3 separate regions of the Homo sapiens genome follow, and all the other regions are linked to region 1. The links are chromatin contacts, found by Hi-C or POLR2A ChIA-PET in ENCODE. All regions are on one chromosome and are shown on one strand. Each heading gives the region's core, a stretch centred on a gene start or an enhancer-like site at or near the end of the contact. The rest is flanking DNA. Distances are from core to core; before and after follow the strand shown.

What was found. A loop is a pair of places that touch in the nucleus more often than their neighbours do. ChIA-PET counts read pairs that join two places held with the same protein, here RNA polymerase II (POLR2A). Pooled maps may share reads with other maps.
Region 2: a loop to region 1 is called in a map with no recorded cell type, with 5 times the contacts of the local background. The contact joins two enhancer-like sites. A Hi-C loop is called at or near these places in 9 of 37 single-sample maps with no recorded cell type and 5 of 50 pooled maps. POLR2A ChIA-PET finds 5 or more read pairs at or near these places in 1 of 52 experiments (activated T-cell).
Region 3: a pooled map shows a loop between it and region 1 (2.2-fold over the local background). The contact joins two enhancer-like sites. A Hi-C loop is called at or near these places in 1 of 50 pooled maps. POLR2A ChIA-PET finds 5 or more read pairs at or near these places in 2 of 52 experiments (OCI-LY7 and activated B cell).

What each region holds. Positions count from the first base shown.
Region 1 is chr7:90,930,279-90,934,722 of GRCh38, forward strand. All of the region lies in intron 8 of CDK14 (cyclin dependent kinase 14), which reads left to right. Among named protein-coding and RNA genes, the nearest start is that of FZD1, 330 kb to the right of the region's middle. Within about 2 kb of position 2,478, at least 3 of the 41 ENCODE cell types and tissues checked have a DNase peak (open chromatin) inside an H3K27ac peak, as active enhancers do.
Region 2 is chr7:90,814,979-90,819,173 of GRCh38, forward strand. All of the region lies in intron 5 of CDK14 (cyclin dependent kinase 14), which reads left to right. Among named protein-coding and RNA genes, the nearest start is that of CDK14, 220 kb to the left of the region's middle. Within about 2 kb of position 1,738, at least 5 of the 41 ENCODE cell types and tissues checked have a DNase peak (open chromatin) inside an H3K27ac peak, as active enhancers do.
Region 3 is chr7:91,048,509-91,052,879 of GRCh38, forward strand. The region is part of intron 11 of CDK14 (cyclin dependent kinase 14); the gene reads left to right. Among named protein-coding and RNA genes, the nearest start is that of FZD1, 210 kb to the right of the region's middle. RefSeq lists an enhancer at 2,443-2,502. Within about 2 kb of position 2,288, at least 2 of the 41 ENCODE cell types and tissues checked have a DNase peak (open chromatin) inside an H3K27ac peak, as active enhancers do.

The DNA of each region.
Region 1 (4,444 bases), core at 1,228-3,727:
AATGGTAGATTGTGGATTCCTTAGCAGATTGATAAATCAAGTGCTTTGTCACATGTATCCTTCATTACAGTAAAAATATCAGTTCCCTACATTTTGTCAGCCTTGGCTATAGATAGCAAAGGGAGTCACTTCTTAAATTTTGAAAGATGCCTGTGTATTTGACCTTCTATGTGAATGACATGTCTGTGGTCTGCCTTGGATATGGGTGATATGGGCATCTGTACTGTGCAGTGTTATAGCACAGGCTAAGCTTTTTTTTTTTTTTTTTTTTTTTTGGTCAAGCTCAAGGTGTAGACTTCAGTGTCTGAGGGCATTCTTATTTTTGAACACTGAATTCAACATTTGTAAGCATTCTGGTTTTTGAATCATAGAAATGTTTGATCTGCAGCACTTGACATTAGATTGCTTTTAGGAAGCAAAATGGACTCAAACTTCAGTCATTTCTAATAATAGTAAGAGCCTATTACAGTTTATGAAGTGCTTCATAGCTCTTACTTTGTTTTATCCTTATAATCCTGTGGAGTAGAGAGTGCAGGTCTCATTACCCCCTCTTTAATGTGAGAGCATTGATTTGTGCTTGTAATATTAGCTTTATTTAGGCATTAGAATGACCAATATTTTAACATGGGCATTTCTGTTGAGTCTTCAGACTTGAAGGTAATTCATTTGAAATAATCTTATAAGATCATATCATATGACTTCTTGTACATCTTTTAAATAACAACATGAAGAGCTTTCAAGTAGTTCTGATTTTTATTATGATCAGTGATTTTTTAAATAGGTATATTACAGATAAGTAAGTTTTGCTATCTAGCACTGTATCAAAGAATAGCTATAAATGAGCTCCTTGATCTCCCTCAATAATAAAATTTAGACTAGTAACTGGAATTAGTGCTATTAAAATTCAGACATAGTATCACTTTACTTTGAAATGCACCTAAGTTGAGAAATTTTGATGCAAATTTGAAATTGCCTTTGAATCACTGAGTGCCAGATTAAACATAGCACTTTTACCCACCAGTTCTAAAGGGCTATCTGTAAATTGAAAGCACAAATGTTGAAGGCAGTAAAACATTCTAGAATGTGCAAGTTGGCCCTTTCATTGCCAAAGAAGTAAAGTTTCTGGAAAGCAGGAAGACATTAAAAAACAAAAACAGAACTCAACACCTTTTAAAGTGATGGATGTGATGTCAAACAAGGTGCTCATTGGACTCTACTCCATTTCCTTTCCTCTGCAAGCTGCTCTGTCCTTCTGCCTCCAGCCTCCTGACAGTCCCTGTCATTGCTGGTGAGAGGTGATGTGTATGGCTGATGTGATGGGGGAAGGAAGGGATAAGAGAGGAAAACTACTGTTTTGTCTTCTTCATAGCTGTAAATTATTTTCTTGAGAAACGCAATTGCAGAATTTGTTCATAAAAATACCATGCTTGGTTGGTTTAGAGAAATAAAAGATCAGGAGGGACTAGAGAAATATTTCAAATGAAACTTTCATCTTTGGATTTTGTGTGTGTGTGTGTGTGTGTTTTGGTGAGAAGTTTTATTGTTTTGGGTCTTAGAGGTCCCCCCACAACAAAGTTTATTCTAAAACAAGTTTTTACTGCTTTGACTTATCTTAGATTGAAGCTAGTCTGTTGATTCAAACACATGAATACGTTTTTTTTTCTTACAAAATATGTTGAGCATTATATATTTTTGTTGACAATTTACAAGACGGAAAAATTAGGGAAGCAACAAAACTTTTCACAAAATATAGTTTGTTGGATAACAGCAAATTTGGATATTTTTAGGAAGAGTTGGATAATTTCCCTCAATTCGTGGGATGGCTGTTGTCCACTTTTGCACATGTTCTGCCTCCTGTCTGAGGCATTCACAGCTGGCTTTGGATTTCTGTGTCTCCTAAAGCTTCTGTGAATCTGAAAAGTCATTTCTGAAACTGTGGTCTGCGGCTGGGAGCAGTGGCTCATGCCTGTAATCCTAGCACTTTGGGAGGCTGACACGGGCAGATTGCTTGAGCCCAGAAGTTGGAGACCAGCCTGGCCAGCATAGTGAGACTATGTCCCTATTTCATAAAAACAAAGAAAAGAAAAATAAAATTATGGTCCAATTAACAAAATAATTGTTAAAATTAGGAAAAATGTCCTTGATCAAATCTGTTTGGGGTGAGCTGCATATGTGCATCTCTCCCATCTCCCCCCAGCCAGTAGAATCTCAATGTTCATTAGCTAATGATTAAAAGCTCTTGGTCTTCTGCTGTTAAAATTAAATCTGCCATTACATCTCCCAGATTTACTAGATTAAGAACAAATTTTGGACTCTGTGGAACATAAGTTGGGGAAATGTTGGTATATTAGCTGTCTGTTGCTGTGTAAAAAATTACCGCAAAATAAGCTGCTTAAAATAGCACTGGTTTATTGTCTCAGTTTCTGTGTGGTAAGAGTCTGAGTATGGCCTAGCTGGGTGCCTCTGCCTCCAGGTGTCCCTTCAGTCTGCACAGTCAGCTAGGCCTTCTCTTGTTTCATCTGAATGCTCCACTGGGAAAGGATCTACTTCTGAGCTCACATGGCTGTTGGCAACATTCTGTTTTTTGAGTCTCTTGGACTGCGAGCCTCTCACAGACACTCAAAGGAAGAATATTCCACAACAAAGTGAATATGAATAGGCAAGGGAGTCATGGGAACCACCTTAGCGTTTGCCAACCATTGTTGGTATCAAAAGTACTGTCCAATTATGTCGTGGTGATTAAACTATGTGATATGGTTTTCCATAAGGAATAACAGTTGGCTGGGCATGATGGCTCATGTCTGTAATCCCAGCACTTTGGGCGACTAAGGCAGGCAGATCCCTTGAGCTCAAGAGTTCAAGACCAGCCTGGGAAACATGGTGAAACCCCAACTCTACAAAAAATTAGCCAGGATTGCCTGAGCCCAGGAGGTCGAGACTGCAGTGAGCCATGATCTTGCCACTGCATGCCAGCCCAGGTGACAGAGTGAAACCCTGTCTCAAAAAAAAAAAAAAAAAATTGTTAGCATGTAGTGCATGTCAGCAGCTACCTTAGGGTGTAAAGATTTATAAACGGTATTGATAATGATGATGATTAATGATAGTACAGGTGATGATAAGGAAGCCTTATTGGTTGTTGCTCATGTGAAACACTAGGGTAAGCACTTTGCCTGTAGTATCTTTTCAAATCTTCACATAGTCTCCTTTTCTATATAACAGTTCGAGAAGTTATGTAAACAGAGGGCTGTAGATTGTTTTCAAACAGCTCACTGAGAAAATAGACAATTTATATCACTAACTATATTGTATGACAAGTAACTTCTTTATATAGAATGGCAGACCAGAAAAGGACACTGCACTTTTTGCTTGGGAGATTTAGAGAGAAAGACCTAAAGAATTATTTTCAAGGTCCAAATAGGATTTCATGAAGTTTTAAGACAAGGACAGAGACAGGGCTCAGTATAAGTAAAGGTAGGTAAGGTTTATGTTATGGTAATATTTCATAATCCTCCACTAGTAACATTCCAGAAGACAGAGCTTTTGCTGTGTAGCCATGAGCAGAAATGTTGATGTTCATGTGGACAGCAAAGCTGGAGAGTAGATTGTCAACAAGGTGGTAGCAACAGTAACAGATGGCAATTATTTGATTATATTTTTTATTATTTATTTATTCCCAGCCTCTTTCCAAAATGGCTCTGAAGCAGCTGCTGATCTGACGCTCCACTCGCTTTATTCTTATTTAGCCTGCAGGCTGTGCTAGGCAGACTTGTTTCCATCCAGCACATGCTCTCACTCCAGTTGCAGTCTCCAAGCTCCAACCTTCATCATGTGCCCCTGGAAAGGCGGTCAGTGCCCAGGAGGCCTTGGGGCGTGAGAGCAGTGGCACAAGAGGGTTTCAGCATGTGTTTCTCTGGCCTCCTATCAGCTGGAACCTGCTGCCAGTCAGGCGGGACTTAGGCCAGGACCAGTCCCTGCCCAGATATGCCCCTGGGACTATGGCAGAGCCCTGAGCCAGGTGCCAGCAATGTACAGTTTGCCATGTACAGGGCCAGTTGGCAGATCAAAGGAGGCCAGCCTGAGTGAATAAGTCCTGGTCCCATTTACCAGTCCTCTGGGATAGAAGGAGAGTGATAGCCAAGGCTCACAGCAACAACTGGGGATGAAAATCTAGGAACCTGTGTCTTTTCTGGAAGTCCTTCCCTTGAGCAGAGATGGCAGCAAAAAGGCAGGCTCCTTTTGCAGTGAACTTTAGTTTTAAAAGCATGGTATCAAGGAATTGGAAGTCCAGTATTTCTTCTAACTTTGTCACCAGTTAGTTTTTTTATTTTGGACAAGTCACTTAAATGGACAGTTGTGTTTTCTGTAAATTAAAAAACTAAGAATGAATTCAGTGATCTATTTTAGCTTTAAGTTATGGTTTTAATGTTTTTAAATGTTCCTTAAA
Region 2 (4,195 bases), core at 488-2,987, 120 kb before region 1:
TGCCTCTTCCCTGAAATCTTTCTGGCTTTCATAGAAACAATCTTTTTCCTTCTTTTTACTTTTTGTTCATTTTTGTTGTTGTTGTTTTATTTGTGTACACTTACCTTTTAGCACTTACTACATTGTACTTTATGATACAGTCAATTGTGTTCAATTATAAACTATTGCCAACTTAGGGCTTTATGTTCTAAGGGTTGTGGTGTGAACCAAGCACTGACTAGTAATATCCAAACTCTTTTCCTATTGCCATCAAAATGGAACTAAACCAGAGTGCAGTTTGTGTTTCAATATAATTTAAGCAGTAATGAAAATGGCCATATCAACAAACATATGAAAAAAAGCTCATCATCACTGGTCATTATATAAATGTAAATCAAAACCACTATGAGATATCATCTCATGCCAGTTAGAATGGCAATCATTAAAAAGTCAGGGAACAACAGATGCTGGTGAGGCTGTGGAGAAATAGGAACACTTTTACACTATTGGTGGAGTGTAAATTAGTTCAACCATTGTGGAATGCAGTATGGCAATTCCTCAAGGACCTAGAACCGGAAATAACATTTGACCCAGCAGTCCCATTACTGGGTATATACCCAAAGGATTATAAATCATTTTACTATAAAGACACATACACACATATGTTTATTGTGGCATTATTCACAATAGCAAAGACTTGGAACCAATCCAAATGCCCATCAACGATAGACTGGATAAAGAAAATGTGGCACATGTATACCATGGAATACTATGCAGCCATAAAAAAGAATGAGTTCATGTCTTTTGCAGGGACATGGATGAAGCTGGAAGCCATCATTCTCAGCAAACTAACACAGAAACAGAAAACCAAACACTGCATGTTCTCACTCATAAGTGGGAGTTGAACAATGAGAACACATGGACACAGGGAGGGTAACTTCACACACTGGGGCCTTTCCGGGGATGGGGGGTAAGGGGAGGGGGAGAATCAGGACAAACACCTAATGCATGCGGGGCTTAAGACCTAGAAGATGGGTTGATAGGTGCAGCAAACCACCATGGCACGTGTATGCCTATGTAACAAACCTGCATGTTCTATACATGTATCCCAGAACTTAAAATTTTTTTAAAAAAAGGGCCATAGTGGTTTCTGAATGAAAAGAGTTAGAGATCACTGATGTGGTCATGGCAGACATGGGATTTGGGCTGAGCCTTCAAACGTAGATAAAATTCCTATAAACATAAATGAACAGAGAAAGACATAACTGCCAGGGCAGCTGGCTGGAGTAGGACTAGTACTTCCACTCCACATCAACCAACACCACCACCAGTTTGGCTGGCATAGAGAGAATTAAATATCTTGCTAGTAGGGTGTGTGGGTTGCTCCTGAAAGTTTTCTAATGAAAACTCGAGCTGCTCAGATGTTCACTGTTATTCTACTAAAAAGATAATCTGGGTATTGTTCTGTGCGGTGTCAGTTTCTAGGACTTATTTTCTTTATACTTGTTGTTTGTTACTATTCCTTTTGTTACTTTGGCATGAATTTAATTATTGACACTGGATCATTAATGTGGCCAGGGCATTTGGGATGATTGGTCAGGAGACCCAGGGATCTGTAAGAAAATGTCATCCTGGGAAAGAGGAGATATAACAAGATATTGAAGATTGTGTCCAGTTCAGGGATATTAGTAAATTCTGAGAAAGATTTGAGTATCTTCAGCGAGGGTGAGTTTGAGGTTGATAGGACTACGTACAGAAACAGGGAAGTCAGACGTGGCAACAGTTTTAGGGCCAAAGTGACTGAATTCATGTGGTATGTACTGAAACTGAGGTGATAACCATTTATCCCAGTAAATCACTGAATCTGAGGATATAAAAGCTGAAAAGAGCATTAGTGGTGATGTAATCTGTTCCCACCATTTTACAAGAGAACAAGTGAGTCCTAGAGCGAGTAGGTAGTTTGAACTACCAAGATCAGGAGTGAAAGTCGTATGAGTCATCACTGCAGAGAAGATGGTCAGAGATCTGGCAGTGAATCACTTAGTTAAAATACAGCTCTCACCACAGATTATATCTGATCTTGGTGTGAAGTGCCAAAAAACACGTCATTCAGATCTCTCTGTATTTTATATTTTCTCCTGACATTTTGGAATGTGGTGGAACTCTTCAAAAGACTATCAAATAATTCCTATTTTAATTTTATAAAAGGAAAATTAATAGCATATGTGGGGAAAATGTACCATATAGTACATTGTGGGAAAAGTGTAGAAGTAGAGAATTAAGGGAAATTTTAGTATGGGTCATTTATATATTTTGGACACATGCCATTTCAGTCAAGTCCTTGAGTATACCCGTAAGAATCGAATTGATAATCGTACTTTTAAAAACCCTAGCAACCTGAACAGGACCCAAGAAATAGAATTAAAGAAAATAATAAGCCAGAACTTGGCGGTGGTTCTGTTATCTGTGAGCTTGACACTCTTTCCTTTTTGTCCTAAAGTTTCAGACTGGAATGGGCAGGAATCAACAGCAGGGGTCAGTTTTAATGATGCTAACTTGGTGTAACAAAATTATTTAGGATTATAAAATTTTCTTGATAGAGACTGAGATTAGTTTTTCTGTAGGAATTTTTGTTTGTTTGTTTGTTTTAAGAATTGATCCAGTTTCTGTGATGAACAGCAGATTGGTGGAGCTGGCTTATTTAGAATGACCTGTGTAATATTTTTTAAAAGTTCTAAATGCATAGTAGTCTCTTAGTAAGTGGTTGTCTCTGTTGTTACTTTCTAAATGCCTTTGATTAAATTGTAAGATTGTAAGCCGTTAGGAAGCAGTTCAACATTTCTACTCTCAGGGACTTCCAAGGTTGATTTGGATCTGGAGTAGCTCTTCTCCTCTGCCTGTTTTATGTTAATACATTTGGATTATTCCGGATGGTTCATGGTGGGTAAGGGAACCAATCTCCCACCATCTACCCTTTCTAACCAGCAGACTGTAAGCCCACAGAATTGATTACCAGACAGATTCACACCTAAGCCCATCTGACTCTTAAAGCACAGCTCTTAACACTAGGAAGTGCTGCTTCCCGGAGGCAGGATTATAGAAGTTAAGACTTAACCCTGAAGTGATTTGCTAGTTGATTGGCCAGGAGCTGCAGACTGTTACCCCAACTCCTGCTCCAGATTTCCTTTCTTAGTCAAATGCACACAGTCCTCTCTAGCATAACTGTGAATGTGTTAGAAAACAATCAAAACTTGTCTGGCAATGATTCACACATAACCAATTAAGTCCTGGAAAAATGGATTAACCAGATATTAAACATTTTGCTGTTTCATGGGCAGTTAATATAGTGGAACTTATTTACATCACACGATGGAAAAATTAGTGCAAAAAATATTTTTAAGTTGTTGCCTTATCAGGAGAGCTAAATCAAACTGAAAATGGGAAAACATGAAAGTTCAACTGCCAACCACACAAATTTGTTTTCAAATGCATGCTTAAATGTTTTCAGAACTGAGGAATCACTGGCAGTTTAGTTACAACTTGAATAACTATACTTCTGGATACTTCTTATATTCCCAGAAGATTTCTGCCTCACTAATAGCTTATGGAAAATACTTGGCCAATAAGCTCATGCTATTATAATTTCAGATTTACTGAAACTATTAAAAATGAAGTAAAAAATATTCTGAATAAGCAACGAGTAATAGTAAATTTGGTTTATTAGGAATAATTTCCTCTCAACTTTGAAATTTATGTATGTTATGGAAAAATTACTGGCATTGAATTTGCAGTGTGTTTAATAGGAAGTCCTGCCTTCTTTAAGTAACACATTCATTAATCTGATATGTTTTCAGTAAAACAAAATCTTAAAACCCACAAAGAGCAAATGACCAATATTTTCTCTCTCTCTATGTGTGTGTGTATATATATGTGTGTGTGTGTGTGTGTGTGTATATATATATAATTTGTTACTGAAACTTTTTATTTGCTGCCATAATATTATACATATTGCTGTATTTGGAGTAAAAATATGACTAGAGAAATATATGGGCATTTTTTTAGTGATTTGATAAACCCGTGTGTTGCTTTTGGGCTTCATGAAGCATCTAGGCAAATTCTTTAAGTACAGTGATATATTGTTTTGGTCTGTGCATGGAGTTGTTACTGGAAACTTCATGTGTCATTGGAGAGCAATATATGGCCTTTTCTATTTCAG
Region 3 (4,371 bases), core at 1,038-3,537, 120 kb after region 1:
TGAAGGATAAGTTAGGAGAAATAAGGATAAAGAGCCAACAAGTATAGACAATTATAATTTTGACCACTTTCATCAAACTGTTGTCCAAAGGGGTAGTATCTGTTGTCTCTGTTGCCAGAATACAGGAGAATACTTCTTCCCACAGCTGCTTCTCCTCTCTATGCTATGTGACCAAACTTTTGGATTTTGCCAGTTAGATGACAAAAGGAATTTCAGTAAAGTTTTAATTTGCATGTGTCTTGTGATGAGGTTGAGCATCTTTTGATATGTTTCAGGATCATTTGTATTTCCTTTTCTCTGAATTCTTTTTATCTTTTGGCCAATTTACAGTTGAGTTGTGTTTTTTTAAACCTATTTCTAGAAGTTCTTTATATTTTATTTTATTATTTTATTTTTAGCGATGCTGCCCAGGTGGGACTGCAGTGGTGCGATTACAACTCACTGCAGCCTCGACCTTCCAGGTTCAAGTGATCCTCCCTGCTCAGCCTCTCAGGTAGCTGGGACTAACTATAGGTGATGCCACTATGTCTGGCTATTTTTTTTTTTAATATTTTGTAGAGATAGGGGTCTTGCTATGTTGCCAGGGATGGTCTCGAACTCTGGGCTCAAGCAGTCCTCCCACCTCCGCCTCCCAAAGTGCTGGGATTACAGGCGTGAGCCGCCATGCCTGGCTGAGTTCTTTATATTTAAGGGAAATTATCCCTTTGTCCATGAAAACTTTTGCTTCTTTGAGATTTGAAAAATGATCCTTTCTAATTTTTAAGCAATTTTGAAAATAATCCTTGTCTTATGCTCTCTTGTCTTCCTTGACTTGCCTAACTGAATAAGTTTTGCCTTGAAAAGAAAAGCCCATGGTGTTTTTAGAATAGTGGAGTTATGATTTAAAAACAAAAAATAGAGACAAAGTCTTGTTATTTTGGCCAGGCCAGTCTTGAACTCTTGATCTCAAGTGATTCTCCTACCTCAGCCTCCTAAAGTGCTGGGATTACAGGTATGAACCACTGTGCCTGACCACAATTTTTTTAAAGACCAATTTCTGTTATAGGTGTATGTACAAATTCATATATGTGTATCTGTGTAAGAAAAACCAGTTTGGGTTTTCAAATGTATTGCTTTATGGCTATGATCTAGGCCATGAATAAATCTCTTGGTTTTAACATATGCTAACCTAATTTCCCAGTAGTTATTTTTTAAATAACTTATTTTTTAGTTAATGTCTATGAAATAAGTTAAATACACTTATTATTTCAGCAATATTTCCTGAGCACCACTTATATGTCTAGGGACTGGAGATGTTGCATTGAACAAAAAGCAAATGATCCTTACAGGGAGAGACATATAGTAAGTGAAATATATCATATATTGGGTGGTGATAAGTACTGTGGAGGAAAATAGAGCAAGAAACTGGTTCAGGAAGTTCTGAGAAAGGGGAGGGGGTGATTTACAGTTTAAATAGGGTAATCAAGGAAGGCCTCCCTGAAAAGAAGACATTTGACTGAAGAATATGAGAGACAGAGCCAAGAAGATATTTGAGGGAAGAACTCTTCAGGCAGAGACAAGAGCAAGTACCAATGCCCTGAATGGGGAGGAGTGGAGGGCTGATAATGAAGTCATAGACGACGTGGGGCCTTGAGGGATACCCTGAGTCCTTTACCATTGATCTGAGTGAGATAGAAAGCTCTAGAAGATTTTGAACAAGGCAGCACAGGAGCTGGTTTATGTTTTAGTAAGACCACCCCAGCTATTATACTGAGAATTGGGGGCCAGAGAAGAAGCAGGGGGACCCCTTAGGAGGCTATAACAGGAATCCAGGGGAGAGGCGATGAAATGTACTGTGAATAAAATGACCTCCCTTTTTCAATTCCTATGATTATCCCAGAACTCAACATGGTTTTCCCTTGGAAAAAAAAAATATATAACAAAAATGGAGAAACATTTTTAAAATAATTATTGAAATAGTGAAAGAACAATTAGTTAAAAACTGAACTTTATTCTTTACTATATAACCTGTATATCTTCTTCTGTGCTTACACAAAACTTAAGCTCAGCATATTCCCATAGCAACCAGGCAACTACAACAGGTCACAATGGTATTATATATTATAAAGTATGTGCATGTTACATACAATAAGGAGTCTGTGTAAGTCTCATTTGTGTTGCTATAAAGGAATTCATGAGACTAAGTAATTTACAAAGAAAAGAGATTCAGTTGGCTCCAGGATCTGCAGGCTGTACAAGAAGCATGACACCAGCATCTGCTTCTGGTGGGGGCCTCAAGAAGCTTCCAATCAGGAGAAGGTGAAGGGGGAGCATGCATGTCACATGGTAAAAGAGGGAGCGAAAGAGAAGAGAGGACTTCCCTAAAGTTAGTGTCAGAGGTGAAAGTAGATCCCATGTCTCCGTGGGTCTTAGTTGAGTGTGCTTTTGCTTTTACTTTTGTTTTCCAGCCTCCATTATGAAATAGCATTCTACTGAATGTGCATCACAATTTCTCATTGTCCTTCTAAAGAACAGTTTACTGGCAATTAGACTATTTTAAAAAGCAGAAAAGTAGAGAAGATCTGATCTCTGGGAAAATATGTACAGTAATACACACAAATATTAAAATATTACACCAATACAAGGCTCTTTTTAACAACCAGATCTCTCACCTGAATTAATAGAGCAAGAACTCACTCATTATCCTGGAGAAGACACTGAGTTATTCATGAGGGATCTGCCCCTATGACCCAAACACTTCCCACCAGGCCTCACCTCCAACATTGGGGATCACATTTCAACATGAGATTTGGAAGGGACAGACATCCAAACTATATCAGAGTCTAACCTTGGAAGCTGCTATTTTTCCATCATTTACTTCTATTTAAATTTCTCTTAAAAGAAATGGAAAATGGGCTTGTTTCTTTTTTGAACCTGATTACCTTCCTGTTTCTTTTCCCTTACCCTCAGGGTTCTGTGGTTAATGGTCTTTTAAAAGTAGGTCTCCTTGTGTCTCCCTCACTCTCTCATTCCAGAGTGTTTCCTTTTGTCACTGTGTTCAGGATACTTGCTGTGGGAAAGTCTTGAGGTGAGAGATTGTGCTGTGGTGTTCTCAGTATTTCAGTAATTCCATAACTTGGTGTGAGATTCATCACAGGCAAACCCATGCTCTAACACAAAGTGAGAGTCCACTGTAAAAATAAATCATATTCCTTTTCATGGGTTCATAGTTATTCACTAACAGGAGGCTTTTGCATAAGGCTCTCTGCTATAAATTCCTCCTGGGATAATGAGAGGCTCCCCTATGTGAATCCCAGGATCACTTTCTTCTACCAGGTTTACCCCCTGCTACATCCCATCGACAGGTGCTGTGGTTCATATGTCTCTGCTAAAGTGACAGTGCAATTTTTTTGTTGCTGTTATAAGACAGACTTATCATTTTTAAAAGATGCATCTTGCATGCATGTTTGAGGGGTTGTTTAAGCTTCATAGAATTGTGGTAACCCCAGATCAGGGCGGAATACACGTAGACATTTGAGGTTCTCCAGACCAGTAGAATCAGAGTAATGGATGAAGAGTTCTGTCAAGGCTTTGTAATTTCTAGCTGTCAAAGAGTACCCTGGGGCTGCATGAGCTGAGAGTGCGAGTGGTGTTTGATTGTGCCTTAAGCAAAGTGAATGTTTGAGCTAGAGGGAACCCCAGGGAGCATCTAGTCTGGCTTTCTTCTTGTGAAGTTAGGAACCTGAGGTCCAGAGATGTTAAAGAACTTCCCTAACATTAGTGTCAGAGGTGGAAGTAGATTCCAGGTCTCCCTGGGTCTCACTTCCTGAGTGTGTTTGTGTTTTTGTTTTCCAGCTTTCATTATGAAATAGCATTCTACTGAATGTGTATTACAATTTCTCATTGCCCTGCTAAAGAACAGTTTACTGACAATTAGACTATTTTAAAAAGCAGAGAAGTAGGGAGGATCTGATCTCTGTATTTGGTAAAATATCTACACAAAACCACCAATAACACTTCGTATAAAATGGTTTAGCACTGAAATAATGTGTAGATTCCATGTATGATACTTTCATCTCTCAAATGCTTCCAACAAAAGGGAAAGGTACATTCAAAAACTATTTAATGGATTATTCAGATGCTCAAAAAGGAATACACTGTGAAGTTCAGTGAGGAAAAAAATGCTGCTAGACCAGAAGCAATTAAAAGTGATGAAATTTAGAATAAAATAATTATATTTTCCAAAATCAAGCAAGAGAATAGAGCATTTCTAAAGTGGTTATATTACTTCTAAGGAAAAGTTAGCCAATGGAAAAGACTATTTGATTCAGGAAACTTTGAAGAAAATGGACTGTCTCCCAACGAATGAAATAATATAAAGAATTTGCCATT